Linked DNA regions of Mus musculus: all the other regions are linked to region 2. Evidence: chromatin loops called from intact Hi-C (ENCODE). Cell type or tissue: heart. All regions are shown on one strand.

What was found. A loop is a pair of places that touch in the nucleus more often than their neighbours do. Peaks named below come from ENCODE experiments on the same cell type or tissue, not always from the same donor. Only the 100,000 strongest peaks of a DNase experiment are listed, where the experiment ranks them.
Region 1: a loop joins it to region 2, with 2.8 times the contacts of the local background. A loop is called at or near these places in 8 of 42 quality-filtered maps.
Region 3: it touches region 2 in a loop (2.1-fold over the local background); 12 of 42 quality-filtered maps call a loop at or near these places.

Annotation. Positions count from the first base shown.
Region 1 is chr15:98,800,474-98,808,473 of GRCm38, forward strand. Ddn (dendrin) reads right to left here and starts at 7,452. Exons shown (of 2, transcript NM_001013741.1): 1 at 7,132-7,452; 2 at 3,309-6,727. The coding sequence starts at 7,340. The coding sequence ends at 4,804. B130046B21Rik (a long non-coding RNA gene) reads left to right here and starts at 5,842. Exons shown (of 3, transcript XR_003951472.1): 1 at 5,842-6,751; 2 at 7,763-7,849. In heart, CTCF peaks have their summits at 3,811 and 4,975; DNase peaks (open chromatin) are centred at 3,808, 4,988, 7,118, 7,518 and 1 weaker place; H3K4me3 peaks cover 4,787 bases; H3K27ac peaks cover 2,068 bases; H3K27me3 peaks cover 7,946 bases.
Region 2 is chr15:98,705,980-98,713,979 of GRCm38, forward strand. It overlaps Ccdc65 (coiled-coil domain containing 65), which reads left to right and starts at 2,215. Exons shown (of 8, transcript NM_153518.2): 1 at 2,215-2,557; 2 at 3,076-3,243. The coding sequence starts at 2,417. In heart, CTCF peaks have their summits at 2,151 and 4,658 (motif pointing left); a DNase peak (open chromatin) is centred at 2,202; H3K4me3 peaks cover 649 bases; H3K27me3 peaks cover 2,223 bases.
Region 3 is chr15:98,785,098-98,793,097 of GRCm38, forward strand. Wnt1 (wingless-type MMTV integration site family, member 1) reads left to right here and starts at 4,760. Exons shown (of 4, transcript NM_021279.4): 1 at 4,760-5,195; 2 at 5,767-6,020; 3 at 6,595-6,860; 4 at 7,319-8,000. The coding sequence starts at 5,092. The coding sequence ends at 7,807. In heart, CTCF peaks have their summits at 868 (motif pointing left), 3,044, 4,586 (motif pointing left) and 4,794; DNase peaks (open chromatin) are centred at 4,592 and 6,791; H3K4me3 peaks cover 3,390 bases; H3K27me3 peaks cover 7,023 bases.

The DNA.
Region 1 (8,000 bases), 94 kb after region 2:
CCCGCCATGTAGCCGGGACTACAGGTGTATGCGTCTGCCCCATGTGAAGGTCAGATGCTTGCTTTATGCTTGCCTTCAGTAACCTCTTCGTGACCAAGGCCTCTTTCTTCCCAGGGCCTTGTTCCCTGTGGAACTCATGTCTTCTCACATTCTGGACGCATCTGTTTCCTCATCATCTTTGTGAGAACTACCTCAAACATCCCTTCTTCAGCTTTCCCTTGGCAGAGTGACCTTGCCTGCCCGAACTCTTGAAATGCTTTGCTGGCCATCCGTGTATGCAGTAGACCAGGCTTGCACCTGCATGAGGACACAGGTTAGGTGTCTCTCATTTTGCCATCCTTGCTAGCACCAGATAGGGACATTATATGCCCTCATCAAATGATGAATAAGTGGATTCATGGATGAAGAAGCAGACGCATGGATAGATGGATATGGAGAGGCACTTGAATGGATGATAGATGAGATGTGGATAGATCAGTAAGTGCATAGGTAGGATGCATGGATAGATGCATGCATAGGAAGGATAGATAGGTGAGTGGGTGGATGGGTGGATGGATGGAAGGATGACTGGATGGGTGGATGGGTGATGATTGGATGGATAATTGGGTGGATTGATGGGTGGGTGGATGGATGGATGGATGGATGATTGGATGGTTAATTGGGTGGATTGATGGGTGGGTGGATGGATGGACTGATGGAGCATTTATCCACAGATGACTTGTATATCCTAGTTAATACAAGGAGATTCAAAGAAGGGAGCCTACCCCCATGGCATGCCATGAAGAGGCAGGAACACCCCTAGTTTAAATTTTTCTCTCTATGTGCACCCTTGAAGACTTGTCTCCCAGAGGCATTTGTGGCTATATCCCATTCCCTATGAGTCCAAGTCAAGGAGGTGTCCTCCTCCCACTTCTTTCCATAAAATATGGAAGAGTTCACAAATTTGAATGTTGGCCTTGCAGAGGCACTGCGCTAATCTCCTCTCAGCTGCTCCAAATTTAGTGTAAAAGTGATCTCCCCAAAGGTAGAAGGTGTGCCCGAGTCTCCTCGATGTCCCTGGAACACATGGTTAGTGGGCAAGTGGACAACTGAGTAATTACTGAGAGAATACTACCCTGTCCTCAACGAACACTCTGTGCACACATCCCAGGACCCTGCATTGAGCGGCTCTCCTCTCTTGCAAACACATCCACATTACTGATCTCTGTTTTGTTTTGTTGTTTTTTGGTTTTTCTGAGACAGGTTTCTCTGTATAGCTCTGGCTGTCCTGGAACTCACTTTGTAGACCACGCTGGCCTCGAACTCAGAAATCTGCCTGCCTCTGCCTCCCAAGTGCTGGGATTAAAGGCTGTGCCACCACTGTGCTCACTGATCTCTTTGATGTCCCAGTTATAGCTCTTGGGTTCCCCACCCATTTGTAGGGGGACCCAGGACACCTCAGAGCTCTCCCAAGTCTAAAAAGGGCAGGGTTCCTGGCTCCCTTAATGCCTTATCAAGCACAACAGAACTCAGGGGCAGAAAATGTTCCCAGGAAGAACTTAGCTGTGGGGAGAGTCATGGGGTCCCCTGCTAACCTAAGATGTGTTGCCCCCAAAAGAGTAGCCCTCCAGGACCTGCTGTCTTTTCTCCTGATCAAGGGGGCAGTTCCAGGGTGGGGGTGGTTGTGCCCTCCTTCAGAAGGCTGGGTAGCTGGCAGACACAGCTAGATTTAGAAGTCATTTTCACAGCAGGGAGTCGCTAACCTGCCACCCACAGGGCCCCATGGGGCCTAAGATACTACTTACCAGGGTCTGGCCCTGAAACCTGCAGACACTCCTCTCCTTCTCTCCCAGAACTTTGGCAGCTGGCTCCGACTCTATCCTTGGCAAGCTCTGGAAGAAGGCACGTGTTGCCCTGACACCCTAAATACCCAAATGTTCCCCCACACAAAATGGGTGGTTGTTACCTAACCTAGGATATGCCTTTTTCAATGCTGGGGACCAAACTCAGGACTGTGTACATTCTAGCCACACATGCATACTACCATTGAGCCACCACCACAACCCGGTTCCAAAGGGACTTCTTTTTTTTTTTTGGAGACAGAATCTTGCTGGGCTGAACTGGGATAGGCTGGAAGTTGCTGTGTAAACCAGGCTGGGCTCAAACTCATGACCATTCTCCTGACTCCAGTTTTCAAGAAAGTGCGCCATGCCTGGCTTCCTTCTCTCTCTCTCTCTCTCTCTATCTATCTATCTATCTATCTATCTATATATATATATATATATGTTTTATTTTGCCTGGATGGCATGCAGCTCATTATGTAGACCAGGCTGGCCTTGAACACCCAGAGACCCACCAGCCTCTGCCTTCTGAGTGCTGAGATTAATGATGGAGAGTGCCACCAATGGAGAGTGCCACCAACCGGGCTTCTTTCCCTAATTTTTATCTACAAGTCACCTCCTCTGTGAACTCTCCCTGGATTTTCTAAAACTAGGATCTCCCTTGATTGACTCTTCCTAGAACTTAACACAACCGTCCTCACTGTCAGACAGGCCTTGCCATTTCTGCCCTTGAGCCCAGCCCAGAGTCTAGTTCCTAGGAAGTGTTCAGTAAATGCTAGGTTTCGCTTGGCAGCAGAAAGGACTGCATTGGACGTGGTAAGACCTTTGGTATCTTTGATCTTTGCCCAGGGTGACCCGGCTTCCTTGGCCTCATCCACCAAGAGCAACAGGAAATGTGTAGGTTTCAGACAGGATCGCAGGTGAATGAATATTCCTGCTGAGCTCCGACCAGTGAACGCCCCTAGAGTTGGGAAACCCGAGTAGGAGACCCTTATCTGCTGAATAGAAGCCAGCTGTGGCTGTGGTCTGGGAGCCCTGCCCCCTCTGCGTCCTGCCTTTGGGTCTCTCTGGGTGTGATGTCAAGCTAATTGGAGGCTAAAAGCCTGAGTGGTTTGAGAGCGGTCTAAGGAGTTGCGGGAGTTAGGGTTAACGGGAGTAGGGACAGAGGGATGGGTCACCAGACCTGGTGACTGAGTCTGGGCGAAGCCCCCGCTCCTGCCCAGCCGATGGCTAAATTTACCTAGACTGACTCAGCCCTTGCCCGGAATGAGGGGTGGGGGGGAGTGCACCAGGGCAGAGGGAAGAGCCGGCAGGGGTGCGGCGGGGGGCAAGGAAGGGAGAGTCCCAGCCAGGGAACAGGGTGGACTAGAAGTTTCCACCAGAGAGGAGTCCTCCTCCCCCTCACAATGAGCGGGAAGAAGTCAAGAAGGACTGAGGGAGGGACACAGTGGGGGATAGGTCAGAGAAAGAGAGACTCCAGAGCTGCATAAAGGGGCGAGTAGATTTATTGGGCGCCTGCTATGTGCCAGGCACTGTGCAAGACGCCTTATATACATTACCTCATTAAATCCTCACAACAACCCTGCGAGGTAGGTGTTTATAAACCCCCATTTGACAGATGAGGAAACTGAGGCTCAGGGAGGTGAAGTGATTTGGCCAAGGTCACATGGCTAATAAATGGCAGACACAGAGGAAGTGCCCAGGGTTGGAAAGAAAGAAAAGAAAAAGAAAAAAGAAGAAGAAGAAGAAGAAAGGCTTAAATGTCAGTCTCAAACCGGTTGGCGTGGATTAATACAAAGAAGGGCTCGGCGCGCCCCAGAAGTCTGGGAGGCCGGAGGCCTGCTCCCGGCCCCGCGCGCGGTTTGGAGGTGTCAAGGCAGGAAACCGGCGCCGGTAACTAGGGATCCAGATAACTGGCAGTGCTGGTGTAGGGGCACTCGAGCACCAGCAACCGGGGGAATCCGCGACCTGCGCGCGCCCCGTAGTGGCTACAGCGAGTATCACACCCCGCACCGTCTGCTGAAAAATCCACCTTCCTCCTTGCCTGGCTGTTTTCCTTGGAGAGACACAGAAATTGTCAAGGTCCTATCCGGTGGGCGATACCGTCTGCGTGGAAAATCCCGGTAACACTTCAGAGCGTCACTAAGGACACGGAGATGGAGGAGAAGGGGAAGGCCTAAAAGTGTCCCAAGCTGATTCATTGGCTACCTTCCCTCTCCAGCTTGGGCCACAGCAGGCTAGAGGCAGTGAGAGGGCCATGATCCTGCTCGGCTGTGGGAGCACTCACCTAAACTGGGAAAATTGGAATAGAAGCCCTTTGTCCGTTTAAATCTGAAGACCTTGACAGTCTTCCGAACTGAGGATGACCGAAGTGGGTAAGAACCCTCAGATTCTCTCTACTCGCTTATTCACAAAATCCTAGGGACAAAAGAATGGGAGGCAGAAAGCGCTCATTTTACATTTACAGAAGTCCGGGATGCCCGGGCGCAAAAATAGTTACTCTGAGGTCCACCAGCTAGGTCAGTGGCAGAGTTGGAATTGAAACTTGAGTTGTAACATCAAAGAGAGCCCTCTCGCCAGGTTGCTGGTTGTGTGTATGCATTCATTTCTTCTCTGCCCAAAGTTCCTCTGTCTCCTCCACTCAGTCACTAGGTTCAAGGCCTCTCCATTACTTTTTCTCTCCTGTCAGGGACCCTGCCCTGCCCATCGCAGGCACCATCCCTGCCCCTTCTCTTTCTCTGTCGGAACAGTTCCACACCGAATGTAGCAGGTGTGGATGGCCCACCCACACTTTCCCTGAAACTAACCCTTGAGTTGGCAGACGCTACCTTCCCTGGTTCCTCCTCTCTCCTCTGTTTCAAGTGTGGGAACAGGTATAGGTGGGAAAGAAGAAAAGGAAGCAAACGAAGCCTGGAGAGAGAGAAGGAGCAGGTGAGCCCAGGGTGGATGGGCTGAGCGACACGAGAACAAAGAGGGGCATCGCTCACTCCCTCTCTCTATTTCCCTGTGGCGTTTTCCTGGTGTCCTCTCGGATGAAGCCTTCCTCGGTTTGACTGATGACATCCACAATCTCCCGGATACTGTCGCTCAGCCCTGCTGTCTTCCCGCCTTCCCTGGGCCGGGTGTTCCCAAGCGCAGGCAGGGTCCTCTCATTCCGCCAGGAGGCGCCTGGGGCGTCTGTGTCGCTTCCATCAGAGGAGCCGCTATGGACGCTGAGATCCTCCGCTTCGTCTGAGTCCGAATCTGGGGCGGTGTGGCGGCGGATGCGGGACACGGCTTCTCGCAACGCCCCGGCGTAGGGCCCTGGAGTCCGCGCCCAGCCCCCGCCCGCGCGCCGCGGGACACCAGCCGCTTCTGAGCCCTTCAAGCTGCCGGCGCATACCGGAGCCGCTGGGCCTAAGGTCGGGTGCTCTTGGCTACCTGGCTGCGTGGGGGCGTCTCGCGGGTTCACTTCTCCGACAGGGAACCCCAAACCGCTGGAGGAGCGCTCCTCCAATGAAGAATCCCCCTGCTGTCCGACCTCGGCCTCGCACTCGCGACCCTCGCTCGGTTGGTTTAAGACTCGACTGCTCAACAGTCGCTTTTGGCAAACTGAAGGGTTGGCAGCGGCCCCCTCGCCCTCCTCCTCGTGACAGGGCTTGGGTTGACTAAGGCTGTCGCTCACACTGCACGACTCCCCAGAGGGCACGAGCTGACCCTGCTGGGTTCGAGGGGTCGGAACGTACTGGGACTTTATCACCACGCATGTGGCGTCAATGACAAAGATGCCTTCTCTACCAGCGGGACCTCGGGAAATGCGGGGCAGGGTGTGGGCACGGCGGGTCACCTTCCAAACTTCCAGGGTCTCATGTTCTGCCCCCTCTCTTTGACCCAGGGACTCTTTCCACCCGGTGCCTCCAGGAGCCCAGGGTCTAGGGAGCGTCTGGCTGTGCCTAACTGGAGGCTTTTTAGGGGAGGCAAGCCAACACGTGGGAAGCCATATCTGCTCACTTCCTTCTTTCCCTTTCCTTGACCCCCTGAGGTGCTGCCTGGACCTGGGAACAGGACGAGGTGGGCTGCTGATCGCGGACCTAGAGAGAGCTGCGTCCGTGCCTGGACCGCCAGTCGTTTTGCCTTGGGAATGACTATCGCCAGCACTGTTCAGGCCAGCAGCAACTAGGCCTGAGCTTTTCTCTATAGCCCCTTTGCAAGACTCTGGCCTAGCTCTGGCTGCTGTACAGCCTGGAGCACCTCCTAAGAGTCCCCGTCCCTGTCTGAGACCCCAAGCTCCTAGAACATCCCGGTAGATTCGAGGATCCAGCCTCTTCTTCGTGCGCCCTCCCTCTGTCCTGGTGGTGGCTGGAACTGGGGCTGATGAGGTGGGCGCCCGGGAGAGCTCCGGGCCTCGCTTAGTCCCCAGGGTCCTGTGGGGACCTTCATAAGAAGGTGGAGCCACATAGGGTGGCGGCCGGTCCCAGCGGCGCCTTGGGGCTGTGCCTGCAGAGCCTCTCAACAGCAGGTGAGCCTCGTAGCTAGGGGGCCCTGGCCTTCTGCCTCCCCATGGCCCCGCCCATGCAACCCCTGGGTCACCCTGCGGGAGCACGGATGGTCGGGGCGCTCGCCCCACCTGCCCGAAGCGCTCTGGTCTGGAGAAAACTGGAAACCCTGTAGGTTGGGCTGCCCGAAGGGCGTTCCGGGGCTCTGGGCGGGGCTGACCTAGGGGACTCCGTCGGGCCCCGCCAGCCTTGCGCCTTTTTCTCTCGGTCTCCTTGGCCTCCCGCTCCTGCGACGCCGCCTTTCTTTTCTCTTGTTCCCGGGCTCGGACCTCGGCGGGGGGGCCCGCCCGCCAGTTGGTTGCCTCCTGCAGCACCCTGGAGGCCCAGGGTCGGCGGGGTGGCGGCTCAGGGGATCCCGGGCGCAGCCTACACCTGGGACAATGAGCAGGAACCCAGGTGAGCAGTTTGCGGGGACAGAGAGCCGAGGTCCGGGGAGCTGGGAGCACTGGAGACCACTTGGGGCAGCCATGTGGGAGGGTTCGTGTGAGTGTCTGAGCGAGTGCACGTGCGTATATGTTAGGGCTAAAGTCGAAATGAGACTCCTCGCCATCTCTCCATGCACACTTTAACAGCGACTGCCCCCATCTCACCGCCTGCCACTAGTACTCCTGTCCCCCTAAACAGCGCTCAATGATTCAGGCCCCAGTCCTCGACGAGTGGGGGGAGGGAGGCGCGGGAAAGAGAAGGGAACAGCAGCAATTGCTGGTGCCAGCGGGGAGGTCTGGACCCCACTTCCCGCCCCACCACTTGCTGCCCCTCACCCCTCCTTCACTCACGTGCGGCTCTGGGGCCCACGGGCCCAGTAGCTGGCCTGGATGTCCATGGACTGTCGAGAAGGAGCGCGACGACTATAATGACAGGAAATAGTCTTCACTTCAATCACCAACAGCTTGGACTTCTGCACCCAGAGGCAGCTGCCGGACTCCTCATCCTGGAGCTCCCGGGGGCTGTCGGGCCCCTCGGAGAATAACGGGCCATCCAGCATCCTGCCCCACCCCACCCCGGCCCCCCACCCTCCCACCCGCCCCGTGAGCCCCCTCCCAACCCAGGGAGCCGGCGCCCACTGCAGAGCGGCAGGCCCAGGGACTGGCAACTATATATACCCGGGCACACGTGTGTGCCTGTCTGTGCGTGTGTGAGTGTGTGCTAGCGCGCGAGCGCGCGCGCATGTGACACGCCGCCGTGGACGGCTCCGCGCTGCTTCCTCCCCCATGTGCACGGCCGCCCCCTGGGGCCTGGGATTGGACGCCCCTTCCCACTCACTGCTCAGGTCCCCCAAGCCTAATGGGACCTGCGAGTGGGCGGGGAGAGACTTCTGATTCTTGCCAAGCTTACGGTGCCCTCTCCTCCAGCCCCCATTTCTTCATCCTTCCCGAAGTTTTAACCCTTTGCTTTCCTGCTTGTCAGGTTGCCTGACCACCAGTGCTCTCTCTATTCCTGCCTGCTCGCCCAGACTCCTTTCTCCGACAGGGAGTGGTGAGAACAGAACTCAAGGTCTCTGCCTGCCACTCGCTGCTGGTTTCCATGGGGTTGGGGTGCAAGAGAGGCTGGCCCACAGCTGGGGGGAGCGGGCTATTTTTAGTGTCGGTGGCATTCGGGTGCAGCTGAGATGAGTAACCAGTTCCTAAGCAGTACAGAGAAGAGG
Region 2 (8,000 bases):
AGACAGCACTTGTCTCTGTCTTCTTCTTCTTCTTCTTGAATTTAGTTGTTGTTGTTTTGTCTACATATATGTCCGTGTACCACAAACATGCCTGGGACCTGAGGAGGCCTGAAGAAGAAGTGAGATGATTGTTAGCAGTCCTGTGGGTGCCAAGAATTGATCCTGGGTACTCCAGAAGACCAGCCAGTGCTTGCTCATAAGTACTGAGCTATCTCCCAGTCCAGCCTCTTTCTCTTCTAAGGACACTGATCCAATCCAGGGAGTGCACTTTCATGGTAGTCCAAACTTCATCACTTCCCAAGGGTTCTACCTCTACTCTTTTCAAGACAGGGTCTCTCTGTGTATCTCTAGCTATCCTGAAACTCACTCTGTAGACCAGACTGTCCTCGAACTCAGAAATCCACCTGCCTCTGTCTCTTGAGGGCTGGGATTAAAGGGATGTGTCACAAACACCCAAGTACCTGTTAGTAGACGTTGGGGTTGCAACAGTTCCCTACTTTTTTGCCTTTGTAGCTTTGTTTTCCTAAATGTCTCATATAACATTCACAATAATACTGTCACCGCCAGCAGGGACTACAGCTCAGTGATGTGATCAGAGCAGCCTAAGGAGGCTCCGGGGAAGCTATGGGGACTTCTTCTAACTCAGGTCCTCTTGGCTATGTCTACCACAGAAAAGAATTCCAGGATGAGTCAGAGTGAGGAAAAGCTGGCTTACTGATGAGACAGAAAAACAGACAGACAGACAGACAGACAGAGACACAAGAGAGAGACAGAAGACTGAAGAGCAGGCATGAGAAGGGCACAGCTGGCTGCCTGGAGGTCACAGTGTGTGATTGGGGGCTTCGATGCTGCTTCAGGTGCAGATATTCCTAGGAGGGAGTGTGCACTGGTGTACATCTTTTTGTTAGCCACAGATTTTGCCCTTGAAAAGTAGGGTTAAAAAAAAATTTTTTTTAAGGAGCTGAAGAGGGCTGGTGAGATGGCTCAGTGGGTAAGAGCACCTGACTGCTCTTCCGAAGGTCCGGAGTTCAAATCCCAGCAACCACATGGTGGCTCACAACCTCCCTCATCTGGAGTGTCTGAAGACAGCTACAGTGTACTTACATATAAATAAATAAATCTTTTTTAAAAAAGGAGCTGAAAAGATGGCTCAGCGGTTAAGAACACTGGCTGCTCTTCCATAGATCTTGAGTTCAATTCCCATCAACTCACAACCATCTGTCATGGGGTCTGATGCCTTCTTCAGGCAAGCAGGTATACATGCAAATGAAGCACTCACACATTTAGAGAGAGAGAGAGAGAGAGAGAGAGAGAGAGAGAGAGAGAAACAAATTTAAGCTGGAAGTGATGACTCCTACATTTGATCCAAGCACTGGGGGTGGGGGATGTGGGGCGAGGCAGAAGTAGATGGATTTCTATCTATACAGTGAGTTTCTGGCCATCCAGGGCTACACTGAAACACTGTCTTAATTTTTTAGTAAGATTTATTTATGTGTATTTGCGTTTCTCTTGCATGTATATGTGTGGACCATGTGTCTACCCCATGTCCACAGAGGTCAGATGAGGGAGTCAGATCCCCTGGGACTGGAGTTATGAACAGTCATGAGCTGCCCATGTGGGTGCTAGGAACCAAACCCAGGTCTTCTGCAAGAGTGGCAAGTGCTCTTTGCCTCTGAGCCATCTCTCTATCACTAAGGAGACAATTTACAAAATATTTTTAAATATTTTATGTGTATGTGTGTTTGTGCACGTTAATGCAGCGTCCACCGAGGCCAGAAAGGCGTGTTTTGATCTCCTGAAACTGGGGTTCCAGGTGCTTGTGATCTCAGACCATTGGGCTTGGCAGTACCTCCCTTACCCAGTGAACCATCTCATTATTTGTATGTATGTGTAAGTGGTTTTGACCTGTTCTACGAAATCCGATGCTGTCTTCTGACCTCTGCAGGCACCAGGCATGCGCACGGTGCTCAGACACACACGTGGACAAACCAGGCATACACCAAATTAAAAAGTAAAATGGAAAAACTATTTGAAGACATTTATTATTTTTTTAAGAGAGACTAGGGTTCTTGATTTAAAAAAAAAAAAAAAAAAAAAAAAAGCCTACTTAAAAGAACTGACTGCGGTCCTCCGGCATGCAGGGGGCGCTGAAGTAATGCTGCCTCCCTATTTCTCACCCCGCGGTCTTAGCGAAGGTCCTTGTTGCTAGGAGACAAGATGCGTCTTTCTGTTCTCCAGCTGGGAGTCGGGTGTCGCCTGAGCACTCTTGGCGTGGAGGACAGAGGTCTAAGGCCCCATTACCTTAGCTCCAGAAGGTCCCTCCCTGTCTATGGGAAGTTTTTCTTTCTAATTCCTCACAAGTGGCTCGTAGCAGCAGGCAGAGGCTCCTTGCCCGGACCCAGTCCGCAGCCCAGCCATGTCTAAAAAAGGAAAAAAGCCCAAGTTGCCCAAGGCACCCCTGTCCGAGGAAGATCAGCTGCTTATATTTCAGCAAAAGATGCTGGCTGACGAAGAGGCAGCCAAGAAGAAAGAGAGACTCCTCACCCAGTTCTTGAAGGTGATGCTCGTCTGCAGTGTGTCCTGCCCAAACCCCCAAACCCCCAAACCCACCGCCCATGCACTGGTACCGTTGCCTGGGGTCGCGTCCTTGTGGCAGGCTCATTTTCATCCTTTCCTATCCCTCTGAAGTCCTTGGTCCCAAAATACATGGGCTTCAGACAACATTGGTTTTTGCCTAGGGCATTCTCTGTGAAACATGGGGGAGGGGAGAATTGAGTTTGGCAGTATCAACCGAGCCCCCAGAATTAGGACAGTGGATGCTGTCAGGTGTCCAAATTCAGCTGTCTTGAATTCTGAGGTTGGGTCTGGAGTGGGGTCGTTAGAAACTCTTCTCTGATGCTTCACCCTGAAGGGAACCCATTCATTGGAAACCACAAACAGGAGCCCCCGAGTGTTGGCTGCCAAGGGCTTTGTTTGTGAGAATACACGGGGACTGGTATTTTTCAGCGTGGTATCGATAGCACCGAGGTGGACCTTTCGCCTTGGCTGAAACGCATGTGATTACTCCTCCCTCAGGACAAGTTGGCCAAAGAAGAACACAACAGCGCTCTAAACCTTAATAAGATTAACACGCAGTGGAGAACCATCCTCAGGGAGGTGAAGACCAGAGAGCTTCACCAAGACATCGAGATCCTCAGCCAGACCTTTGAACGCGTGGTGGACTGTAAGGACAGCGTCATCAAGGTATGCACCCTCTCGGGCGTGGTGGCGCACACCTTTAATCCCAGTACTCGAGAGGCAGAGGCAGGTGGATTTCTGAGTTCAAGGCCAGCCTGGTCTACAGAGTGAGTTCCAGGACAGCCAGGGCTACACAGAGAAACCCTGTCTCAAAAAGACCCCCCCCCAAAAAAAAAAAGAAAGAAAGAAAGAAAGAAAGAAAGAAAGAAAGAAAGAAAAAAGAAAAGGGAAAGGGAAAAGGGAAAAAAGAAGGAAAAGGAAAAGGAAAAAGGGAAAAAAAAAAAAGTATGCACTCTCTCCAGAGAGCAGGCGGGGATGGCTTCCAGACCTTCCTAGGTAGAATGGGCCTAGTGAATTATTTATTATTTATTGTTGTTATTGCTGCTGCTGTTACTATTATTATTAATTATTATTTTGAGACAAAGTCATGTATCCTATTATTGTTATTACTATTATTATTACTTTTGAGACAAAGCCATGCTTTCCTATAATGGCCTCAGACTCACACGTAACAGGATAGATAACCGTGAACTCCCCACCCTCCTACCCCAACTTCCCAACTGCTGGAGTGGCAGGTGTGAGCTACACAGCTGGATCTACCTAATCAGCCTTCAAGCCTTCACCAGGCACAGGCTGTGACAAACGTGGCCTATTGGTTCTAATCACTGTCACTGAGATGAGAAAGGAATTTCTGAGCTGTAACTCTTCTCCCCTACCTTAGAGGCTCTGAATCCTATGGGGCAGCCAGCATCACCAGCAACTTGAACTCAGGCCCACGCCTTTATTTCAGTATCCGAAGGCTCAGTTCCAGAGAAGGAAGCTGACCTATCCAGGGTTGTCCAGTTCCAGGCAGAAGCCGAGAGGACTCTCGTGTGGATATTTTGTTCTTTCTGAAGGGTCTCACTCTGTAACTCTGGCTGTCCTGAAACTTGCTATGTAGCCAAGGCTGGCCTCAAACTCACAGAGATCCACCTGCCTGTGTAGGTGCTTTGGCCTAGTCCACTGCCTCATTCAAACAGTTTGGCCTCCTTGATTTAACATCAGAGGCTCTGGACAAGGTCGGGAAGCCCTCCCTCACAGAGGTAAGAGCAACTCTGGATTTCCAAACCATTCAATCAGCCATCTTAACGCTCTTTTGGAGAGAGACAGGAGACTGAAACAGACTTGTGTAGCCCAGATGGCTGTAATTAGCAATCTTCCTATTTCTGCCTCCCAGAAACTGGGATTATTGGAGGTGCCATCAGCCCGGATCTGCATATGCTCTTAAGAAATTCCTGAATCACTCTCATCTTTTAAGGGATTTTGATGCATCCATTTCTTAAAACCTATGGGTATGGGGGCTGGAGGGATGGCTCAGAGGTTACCGGTAACCACACGGTGGCTCACAACCATCTAGAATGAGATCTGGCGCCCCCTTCTGGCCGGCAGACACATGCAGGCAGAATGCTGTATAAATGATAAATCTTTAAAATCCTGTGTGTATGGTATGTGTGGGGGCGGTACATGCCCGTGGAGGTCAGAGAGAACCTTGTGGCATCAGTTCTTTCCTTCTACCTCCCTAGGTTTAACTGCTTCCTTGGCTCGGCGTGTCTCCACCTCCCACTTTTAAAGTTCCTGTGGTTTAAGCAGAAATAAAGCCTGTGTATGGGCCTTCTATTCTCTGTATTCCCTGTACAGCCTGGCTTTGGGATTGGTGACCTTGATGGCCACCTTGCTGCCCTTCCCAGAGAAGCCTTGGGAATCTGGGGGGCTGTGGGGGGACATCGATGAGGTTTGTCAGGTGAGGGTGGCACGTCCAGCCCCTTGATGCTGGGGACCAGAGGTTTACAGAGTCCCTGGGCAGCACACGCTTGCTTTGCTTGTCGGTCTCATGACCAGTGCTGAGCCTCAGCATCTTCTCCGAAACCTACTGATGGCCCCGAATTTCTGTTTAGTCCTGACATATGGCCGGACTTATGCCGGAGGAAATTCTTGGCCCCCCTTTTCATTATCTCAGGCTTCACTAAAGATCTGAGTGGAGCCACAATCCATGCAGGCGGCCAACTTGAAGGTGGCACCAAGGAGTTTGGGGGCGGGGGGAGGCGGGGTTACAGCTGCTTTTATTTGTTTTTCTTTTTCTTTCTTTGGGTGTTTTGTTTTGTTTTGTTTTGTTTGTTTTTTGGTGTTTTGTTTTGTTTGAGATAGGACCCTTGCTGGCTTGGAACTGGCTGTGTAGATCAGGCTAGTCTCAAACTTAGAGAGATCTACTTGAGAGGTCTACTGTCTCCTGAGTGCCAGAATTAAAGACATGCGCCATCATCAGTCCCAGTTTGTCCCTGTTTCAACCCTACCTTTTACAGACTACCTGTTCACTGACTCCTCTTAATCTTTTCTTCTCTCTTTCTTTTTCTAAAGATATCTTTTACTTATTTTATGTATATGAGTACACTACAGCTCTACTGATGGATGTGAGCCATCATGTGTTTGCTGGGAATGAAGGTTGCTCACTCTGGTTCGCTCTGGCCTAAAGATTTATTTATTATTATACCTAAGTACACTGTAACTGTCTTCAGACATACCAGAAAAGAGCATCAGATCTCATTATGGATGGTTGTGAGCCACCATGTGATTGCTGGGATTCAAACTCAGGACCTTCAGAAGAGCAGTCAGTGCTCTTAACCACTGAGCCATCTCTCTAGCCCCCTAATATTTTCTTCTCGAACAAAACTTCACAGTGACAGCAGATATTCACTGTACATCTTTCCTTCTGCCTAAGCCTTGCAGGGGTGAGGAGTCAGTAGGCCCAGGGCTGCTTCACACTGCTGGTTTTTGTGTTTTCTTTTTAAAAAGTTATTTATTTTTATTTTATGTGCATTGGTGTTTTGCCTGCATGTGTGTCTGTGTGAGGGTGTCAGGTTCCCTGGAACTGGAGTTACAGACAATTGTGAGCTGCCATGCAGTTACTGGGAATCAAGCCCAGGTCCTCTGGAAGAGCAGTCAGTGTTCTCAACCTCTGAGCCATCTTTCCAGCTGTCTTAGTCAGGGTTTCTATTCCTGCACAAAAGCATGACCAAGAAGCAAGATGGGGAGGAAAGGATTTATTTGGCTTACACTTTCACACTGCTGTTCATCACCAAAGGAAGTCAGGACTGGAACTCAAGCAGGTCAGGAAGCAGGAGCTGATGCAGAGGCCATGGAGGGATGTTCTTTACTGGCTTGCCTCACCTGGCTTGCTCAACCTGCTCTCTTATAAAACCCAAGACTACCAGCCCAGAGATGGTCCCACCCACAAGGGGCCTTTCCCCCTTGATCACTAATTGAAAAAATGCCTTACAGTTGGATCTCATGGAGGCATTTCCTCAACTGAAGCTCCTTTCTCCGTGATAACTCCAGCTGTGTCAAGTTGACACAAAACTAGCCAGTACACCAGCCCCAGCCTCCCCGACCCTCCAGTGCTGGGGAGCAAACCCAGAGCCTTGGACAAGCTAGATGAGTCCTCTATCACTAAGTCACACACTCAGCCCTGGAGGCTTTAGACTTGGTGTGTGTGTGTGTGTGTGTGTGTGTGTGTGTGTGTGATGTGTGTGCATGTGCGTTGTACGGACACATGTGTCTATGTAGGCCAGGGATTGCTACCACATATTTTTCCATCTTTTTGTTTGTTTTTAGAACATGGTGCACTTGGGCCGTAGAGAAGCCTCAGCAGTTACGAACGACTGTCGTTCTTGTAGAGGAGTCAGGCTAGATTCCCATCATCCACCTGGGGTACAAGCACCTTAACTCCAGTACTGGGGGGCAGAGGCAGGTGGGTCTCTGAGTTTGAGGCCAGGCTGAGCTAGAATGAGTTCAGGGACAGCCAGGACTACCCAGAGAAACCCTGTCTCAAACAAACAAACAATGATTGTGCTGGGAAACCACCACACTCAGCTACCTTATAACAACAACAACAACAAAACCCACAAAAATTGAACTTTGTGTGTGCGCATGAGTGACGTGTGTGCATGTGTGTGTGCGCGCGCGCGTGTATGTGTGTGTGTACGCGCGCGCGCGCGCAGATGACGTCTGTGAGTGGGTGTGCATGTGCTACAGAACATGTACAGAGGCCAGAGAACAACCTGTGGAGTCTGTTCTCTCCTACCTGTAACGTGGGATTGAACCCGTCTCTGAAACCATACAGCAAGCTTTTCCACCCACTGAACCATCTTGCCTCACCCGGTGCTTCTCCAGACTTTCTGAAAGTCAGCAAATAAGAATCAGATCCTTTGGGCTGGAGAGATGGCTCAGTGGTCAAGAGCACTGACTGCTCTTCCAAAGGTCCTGAGTTCAAATCCCAGCAACCACATGGTAGCTCACAACCATCCTTAATGAGATCTGACGCTCTCTTCTGGTGCATCTGAAGACAGCTACAGTGTTGTACTTAGCATAATAATAAATAAATCTTTAAAAAAATTCAGATCCTTTAACTATAAGTAGGGTCTCTCTATGTAGCCCTGATAGCCCCGGAGCTCACTATGTGAACCAGGCTGAGCCAAACTCGCAGAGATCCGCCTGCCTCTGACCCCTGACTGCTGGGATTAAAGGCGTGCGCTGCTGTGCTTATTTTCCAATCTAGGCAGTGTTGATCCTTGCTGGTGCTCAAACTTTCTGGTTTTTGTTTTGAAATTCTCTGAGCGTCCTTTCTTCCCTAGTGAAAGTGTTTCAGTTACCTCTTGATAATAATAAACCACCCCGAGCTAGTAGCTTACAACAGTTTCATCATTACGTTTTGCGGTTCTGTGGATAGC
Region 3 (8,000 bases), 79 kb after region 2:
TCTCTCTCTCTCTCTCTCTCTCTCTCTCTCTCTCTCTCCACACACACACAGACACTCAGGCACACACACACAAAGTGATTAAATGTTTAAATTAAGGGCTGGAGAGATGATTCAGCTGTTGAGAGAGCACTGACTGCTCTTCCAGGGTCCTAAGTTCAATTCCCAGCAACCACATGGTGGCTCACAACCATCTATAGTGGGATCCGATGCCCTCTTCTGGTGTGTCTACAGTACACATATACATAAAATAAACAAATAAATCTTTAAACATTTTAAATTAAACACAAGTGCCCCAGGAACAGTAACTAAATCTATCAGTCATTTCTTCCTCAGAGTATAGCTTGGCGGGAAAGGCTGATCCATTCTGAGAGTCAAGCTCTTTTAGAGTCAGACTCAGGGAGTTTAGTCAGAAATCATACTTAAAAAGCAGACGAGATGGAAACAAAAGGTGCCAAAAAGGTGGCAGGCCAGACCTAAAAGTCACTTTCTTTCTGTGTCAACTCTGAAAAGGGACCCCAGCCTGCTCTGCTGCATATCAGGCAGCCACTGAGCCACTGACGATGCAGAAAGAGTGTGCATAGGCTTTGAGTTCAAAGGGGCTGTCAGGTCTGGGGGAGGGAACATGCCCCTAATCTCCACTGGAGGACTGGAGGAAGAGAGGTCAGAAGTTCAAGGCTAGCTAAGACCATATCTTTAATTTGAAGCCAGCCTGAGCTACATAAGACCTTATAGCAACAAATACGCAAACAAAAATCAAAACCAACCAGGCTAGAAAGATGGCTCAACACTTAAGAGCGCCTGCAGAGGGGTGGGGGTTTAATTCCCAGCACACACATAGTGGCTCAGGGAATCTGAAGCCCTCTTCTGGCCACTGCGTGAACTGCATGCGCATGATACATGTGCATACATGCACACAAAATACTCAAAACACATTAAAAAAATAAGTCTAGCGGTGGTGGCACACGCTAGCACTCAGGAGGCAGAAGCAGGCGGATGTCTGAGTTTGAGGCCAGTCTGGTCTACAATCCAAGTTCCAGGACAGCCAGGGCTACTCTGTCTCAGAAAACCAAATAATCAAACCAATAAGACTCCTCTACCCCCAAAAAACAAAAAAGCAAAAAATAACAACTGGGTTTGGGTTTAGCTTTGAGATAAGATTTTACTATGTATCCCAGGCTGGCTATACTAGAACTGGTTACTATGTATCCCAGGCTGGCTATACTAGAACTGGTTACTATGTATCCCAGGCTGGCTATACTAGAACTGGTTACTGTGTATCCCAGGCTGGCTATACTAGAACTGGTTACTGTGTATCCCAGGCTGGCTATACTAGAACTGGTTACTATGTATCCCAGGCTGGCTATACTAGAACTGGTTACGTAGACCAAGATAGCCTCAGACTCACAGATGTGACTCACTTGCTTCTTAACTCCCAAGTGCTGGATTTACGACCGGTGCCACCAAGCCTGGTGTCCCCAAGGCTTTTTAATCCTCCTGCCTCAGCCTTCCAGGTTCTGGGACTGGCAAGCATGTGCCCCCACACAGAGTTGGCCTGGGGATTGTTTATTCTATTTTTCATTAGTTATTATTTTGTTGTTGTTTGAGATGGGATCTTTCTACATATCTCAGGGTTGTCTCATGTTTGGAGCAATCTTCTTATATTTTATTGTATGTGTGCCTGCATGTGTGTACATGCGTGTGCGCTCATGTGCATGTGCGTATGTGTGTGTGTATGTCTGTGTGTGCATCTGTGTGTGTGTGTGTGTGTGTATTGTATGTGAGCAAGTGTGCAAGCTCATGGAGATCAAAAGACAAGTGTTTAGAATCAGGTCTCTGCTTTCATCACATGGGCCCCAGGGATGAGGCGCAGCTCACCTGGCTTGCCAGCAAACACTTGTTTGTTTGTTTGTTTGGTTGGTTGGTTGGTTGGTTTTTGGTTTTTTCGAGACAGGGTTTCTCTGTATTGCCTGGCAGTCCTGGAACTCACTCTGTAGACCAGGCTGGCCTCGAACTCATAAATCCGCCTGCCTCTGCCTCCCAAGTGCTGGGATTAAAGGCGTGTGCCACCACGCCCAGCTCAGCAAACACTTTCTTTCATCTGCTGGGTCTTCTTTGTTTTGGGGAGGCCTTTCTTTTTTTTTTTTGTTTTGTTTTGTTTTGTTTGCTGTTGTTGTTTTGTTCACACATTAAAAAAAATTAAAGGTTCACTTTGTAGCTTTTTGTTTATGCCCATATGCGTATTCACATTTGTGTGGGAACGTCCTTGGAGAAAGCAGGAGCAGGAGTTACAGACAGTTATAAGCTGCCTGACCTGGGTGCTGGGAAACACCTCAGGTCCTCTGGAAGAGCAGTAAGTCCCCTTAACCAATGAACCATCTATCCGTCCAGCCTACATTTAATTTGTTTTCTTATTTACTTTGTCTGCATGTGCATGTGTGTGCATGGGACACTGGATGCCTGTGGAGGTCAGAGGTCAGTCTTCTCTCCTTCCATCCAGCGACGCTCGGGGACTCATATCCTCAGGCTTGGCAGCAAGTGCTTCCTTGTCCCCTTAGTCAGGGATTCTCCATGTAGCCCTGGCTGCCCTGCAACTCTCAATGTAGACCAGGCTAGCCTCGAACTCACAGAGATCCATCTGCCTCTGCCTTCCAAGTGTTAGGGTTGAAGGCTTGCACCACCACAGGCCTTGCTTTGGGTTTTTGAGAGTGTCTACAGAATGCTGGGAGGTGAGGAATAGCCTTGAACTTCTGATCTTCCTGCCTCCCAAGTGCTGGGGTTACAGTCATGCGCCACCAATTCCTGGCTTTTGCAGTGCTGGTGATCCAAACTAGGGCTTCATGCAAGCGAGGCAAACACGGTATCCCAGTTCCTGGGAATGTGGCTTTAACATGGATTCATTTATTAGCAGGGACCTGGGACCTGAAGACACTGCCTTACCAAGCATCTCCTCTGTGAAATAGAAGAGAGGAGAAATATTAAGATCCTGGGAAGGGGGCGCTTCCCTGTGTGACAGTGGTGCGTGATAACCAGGCTGGCAGTGCCCTCTGCATCCCACATTGGGAACAGCAGCCTGATACTCCAAGGCTGCCATGACCCTGAAGATCACTGGAATCAGGAGGAAAGTAGAATCCACAATGGAAGAGTTAAGGCTCTTGGGTAAGAGTGGGAGAAAATGGGGGTGGGGGGTGGGGACACTGCAGAAACCTGGGAGAAAAAAAATCCAACTAAAATCAGGAAACACATGGAGGCACAAATTTGCTAATCTTTCTTTAAAAAACTGTTTCAGGAGATTTATTTTATGTATGTATGTATGTATGTATGTATGTATGTATGTATGTATGTATACGTGCACCTGTGTGTGCTTGGTGTCAGTGGGGCTCAGACATCACCTGATTCCCTGGAACTGGAGTTACAGGTGGCTATAAGCCACCACTTGGGTGCTGAGAACAGAGTCCGGGGCCTCTGGCAGAGCAGTCAGTGCTTTTAGCCACTGAGCCATCTCTCATTCCCCCCAATTATGTTCATCTTGAGTTGGGCAGGTACGGTGGCGGAATAGGCCTGTAATCCCAGCAGTCACTGGACCATCATGGGTTCTACATATTAAACCTTTATGTTAGGTAGGGTCACACAGCAAGATCCGGTCACAAAACCAGCAACAACAAAACCAAAAGGAGCCAGCTTCTTCCCACAAGCATTCTTTCCCTCAGGTCTTCAGCTCCATCTGACAGCTACTCGGCTGGTGGTCCTATCCTTTCTGAGCCTAGTTGCCAGAGAAACAAGCCCGGTTCATCTTCATGACTAGCACATCTAATGATAAGCACAGGTTGACTCAAGGTGCCATAGGGTGACACTAGGTACCCAGAGCGACAGAATGACACCTATGAGTGCACGTCGTTAATCACAAACACACACACACACACACACACACACACACACACACACTCATGCACCCACCTGCAAACACAATTGCAGCCTTCTGGACGTCTCCTGTCACAGCCCCACCTCCTTCCTGATACACTGCGTTAAGTGGTGACTGTAACAAAATGACTTCATGCTCTCCCTGTCCTGAGCCAAATTACACAATTATTTGGAAAGGGCTCAAAATGTTCTTCGTTAGAAGTTTCTGGATACACCAATACACAGGAGCGTGCACCCTCAGAACACATGTACACTTTGACTTAATCTCACGGGTGACACACCGACGCTTACACTCCCCCTAGCCCACAGAGGCAAACTGCTGGGCGCTTCTGAGTTTCTCACTGCCACCAGCTCGGTTTGCTCAGCCTACCCCTACACCCCACGCCCGGGAATCCCTGACCACAGCTCCACCCATGCTCTGTCTCCTTCTTTTCCTTCTCTGTCCAGCCGTCGGGGTTCCTGGGTGAGGAAGTGTCTCCACGGAGTCGCTGGCTAGAACCACAACTTTCATCCTGCCATTCAGAATAGGGAAGAGAAGAGACCACAGCGTAGGGGGGACAGAGGAGACGGACTTCGAGAGGACAGCCCCACCGGCGCGTGTGGGGGAGGCAATCCAGGCTGCAAACAGGTTGTCCCCAGCGCATTGTCTCCGCGCCCCCTGGCGGATGCTGGTCCCCGACGGGCTCCGGACGCGCAGAAGAGTGAGGCCGGCGCGCGTGGGAGGCCATCCCAAGGGGAGGGGTCGGCGGCCAGTGCAGACCTGGAGGCGGGGGCCACCAGGCAGGGGGCGGGGGTGAGCCCCGACGGTTAGCCTGTCAGCTCTTTGCTCAGACCGGCAAGAGCCACAGCTTCGCTCGCCACTCATTGTCTGTGGCCCTGACCAGTGCGCCCTGGTGCTTTTAGTGCCGCCCGGGCCCGGAGGGGCAGCCTCTTCTCACTGCAGTCAGCGCCGCAACTATAAGAGGCCTATAAGAGGCGGTGCCTCCCGCAGTGGCTGCTTCAGCCCAGCAGCCAGGACAGCGAACCATGCTGCCTGCGGCCCGCCTCCAGACTTATTAGAGCCAGCCTGGGAACTCGCATCACTGCCCTCACCGCTGTGTCCAGTCCCACCGTCGCGGACAGCAACCACAGTCGTCAGAACCGCAGCACAGAACCAGCAAGGCCAGGCAGGCCATGGGGCTCTGGGCGCTGCTGCCCAGCTGGGTTTCTACTACGTTGCTACTGGCACTGACCGCTCTGCCCGCAGCCCTGGCTGCCAACAGTAGTGGCCGATGGTGGTAAGTGAGCTAGTACGGGGTCCGCCACTTGTCCTGGGGCAAAGAGCCAGGCACGGGCCTTACCCAGCTCCCACGCTGTGGGGATCACCAACCTACAGACCCCCCTCGTGCATTGTGACTTCACATCCAGGGTGCTCACACCTAGAACTAGCTCTGCTGAAGTGGGGGCACATCATTGGCATGCAGAAGCCCAGATACACCAGGCTCAGAGACCATTCCCATTTAATACGACCCCGTTTCTGCTGAGCAACAGGTCCCAACCTCGCTGTGGTGGGTGCTCAGGTGTCCCTTAGGTCTTGAACCAAAAAAAAAAAAAAAAAAAAAAAAAAAACCAGATATTAGCTTTGAGGTGAGGGAGTGGAATTCCTAAGTTTTTCAAGGTGGGCAAGGCTGCAGGTGGGGTTTCTCCTCGGGGGCTGACTTGAAGAAAGGAAGAGCTAAGGTAGCCATGCCTTTTCTGTCCACTCACTAGACTCTGGAGCTCAGGGCCAGGCAAGGATAGGGTGGTACAGCCTGTATGGTTAGGATGCAGGTCCCCTCCCCTGGACTGAACCCTTATGCATCCCGCCAGGGGCATCGTGAACATAGCCTCCTCCACGAACCTGTTGACGGATTCCAAGAGTCTGCAGCTGGTGCTCGAGCCCAGTCTGCAGCTGCTGAGCCGCAAGCAGCGGCGACTGATCCGACAGAACCCGGGGATCCTGCACAGCGTGAGTGGAGGGCTCCAGAGCGCTGTGCGAGAGTGCAAATGGCAATTCCGAAACCGCCGCTGGAACTGCCCCACTGCTCCGGGGCCCCACCTCTTCGGCAAGATCGTCAACCGAGGTGGGTGCCCAGGAAAGCGACGCTTCCGGGATTAAGGGAAAAGCAGGGTCATCTCCAGGGCATAGGCGGGCGAAGGCAGGGAAGACATCCCAGGGTTATATGTGATCAAACTGAGAATCGCCTGGTGCCGGCAGTTACCGTAGGTCAGCACCAGATTCTTTCTAGCCTTGCGTTGTGAGCATGATCTTTAACGTTGCTGAGCCACTGGCCCACAGAAAGGGAATTCCGGATCGTGGGCGCTGGGCGACAGCTGTTTTTCCCTAGCCTTCCTCAAAGGTACCTGGGAAGCTGATCTCTGAGGGCTAGCTAGGGTTGTGCTTCGCACCCAGCAAAGTTTGCACTGCCAATACTAGTAGCGATCTTGGCTATGCAGATTTGTTCTACTTGGGAATCTCCCCTTGGAGCTGCTCTGCTAAGGCTCTGGAGTCTCAGTAAAGCTTAGAGAGGAGGGCATTCCATGCTTCGCACACATGACTCCAAGGATGTTGGACTGTAGGGTACCAAGTCTTCCAAACAGGGTGCTGAGTTGGCCCCACGCCTTCTCTCAACTGATGCGGGGTCGCTTCACCCACAGGCTGCCGAGAAACAGCGTTCATCTTCGCAATCACCTCCGCCGGGGTCACACATTCCGTGGCGCGCTCCTGCTCCGAAGGCTCCATCGAGTCCTGCACCTGCGACTACCGGCGGCGCGGCCCTGGGGGCCCCGACTGGCACTGGGGGGGCTGCAGTGACAACATCGATTTTGGTCGCCTCTTTGGCCGAGAGTTCGTGGACTCCGGGGAGAAGGGGCGGGACCTACGCTTCCTCATGAACCTTCACAACAACGAGGCAGGGCGAACGGTACGTCGGTGTGTCCGGAACCAATGGCAGGGGAGATGTAAGACAGGTGCACGGGGACAGAGGCACAGGGAAGGGGCTTCCCGAGAGAGTGGGACTCTAGGAGGGAAGACAGAGAAGAGGTGGTGGTTGAGGGCAAAGAGGTTCCTGAGCTGATGACAGAACAGAAGAGATTAGCAGGCTATCAACACGTGGGATGTATTGAGATGGCTCCATGGCACACTTTTGAAAGATAAAAGTGACTTGCTGGCGTGGAGCAGAGTCTGGCCGAATGTCCCTATCTCAGCGGGCCATTTTGCACTTCCTCTCTCCCGAGCTTAGTCACACCTGGACCTTGGCTGAAGTTTCCACAGCATCGACGTGACCCGGGTGGGGTGGGGGTGGGGAAGTATGGGTGGTGGTTCGTGGGATGTTGGCTTTGACCTTTTCTTCCCTCCTCCCCTCGTCCCCTCCTCCCCCAGACCGTGTTCTCTGAGATGCGCCAAGAGTGCAAATGCCACGGGATGTCCGGCTCCTGCACGGTGCGCACGTGTTGGATGCGGCTGCCCACGCTGCGCGCTGTGGGCGACGTGCTGCGCGACCGCTTCGACGGCGCCTCCCGCGTCCTTTACGGCAACCGAGGCAGCAACCGCGCCTCGCGGGCGGAGCTGCTGCGCCTGGAGCCCGAAGACCCCGCGCACAAGCCTCCCTCCCCTCACGACCTCGTCTACTTCGAGAAATCGCCCAACTTCTGCACGTACAGTGGCCGCCTGGGCACAGCTGGCACAGCTGGACGAGCTTGCAACAGCTCGTCTCCCGCGCTGGACGGCTGTGAGCTGCTGTGCTGTGGCCGAGGCCACCGCACGCGCACGCAGCGCGTCACGGAGCGCTGCAACTGCACCTTCCACTGGTGCTGCCACGTCAGCTGCCGCAACTGCACGCACACGCGCGTTCTGCACGAGTGTCTATGAGGTGCCGCGCCTCCGGGAACGGGAACGCTCTCTTCCAGTTCTCAGACACACTCGCTGGTCCTGATGTTTGCCCACCCTACCGCGTCCAGCCACAGTCCCAGGGTTCATAGCGATCCATCTCTCCCACCTCCTACCTGGGGACTCCTGAAACCACTTGCCTGAGTCGGCTCGAACCCTTTTGCCATCCTGAGGG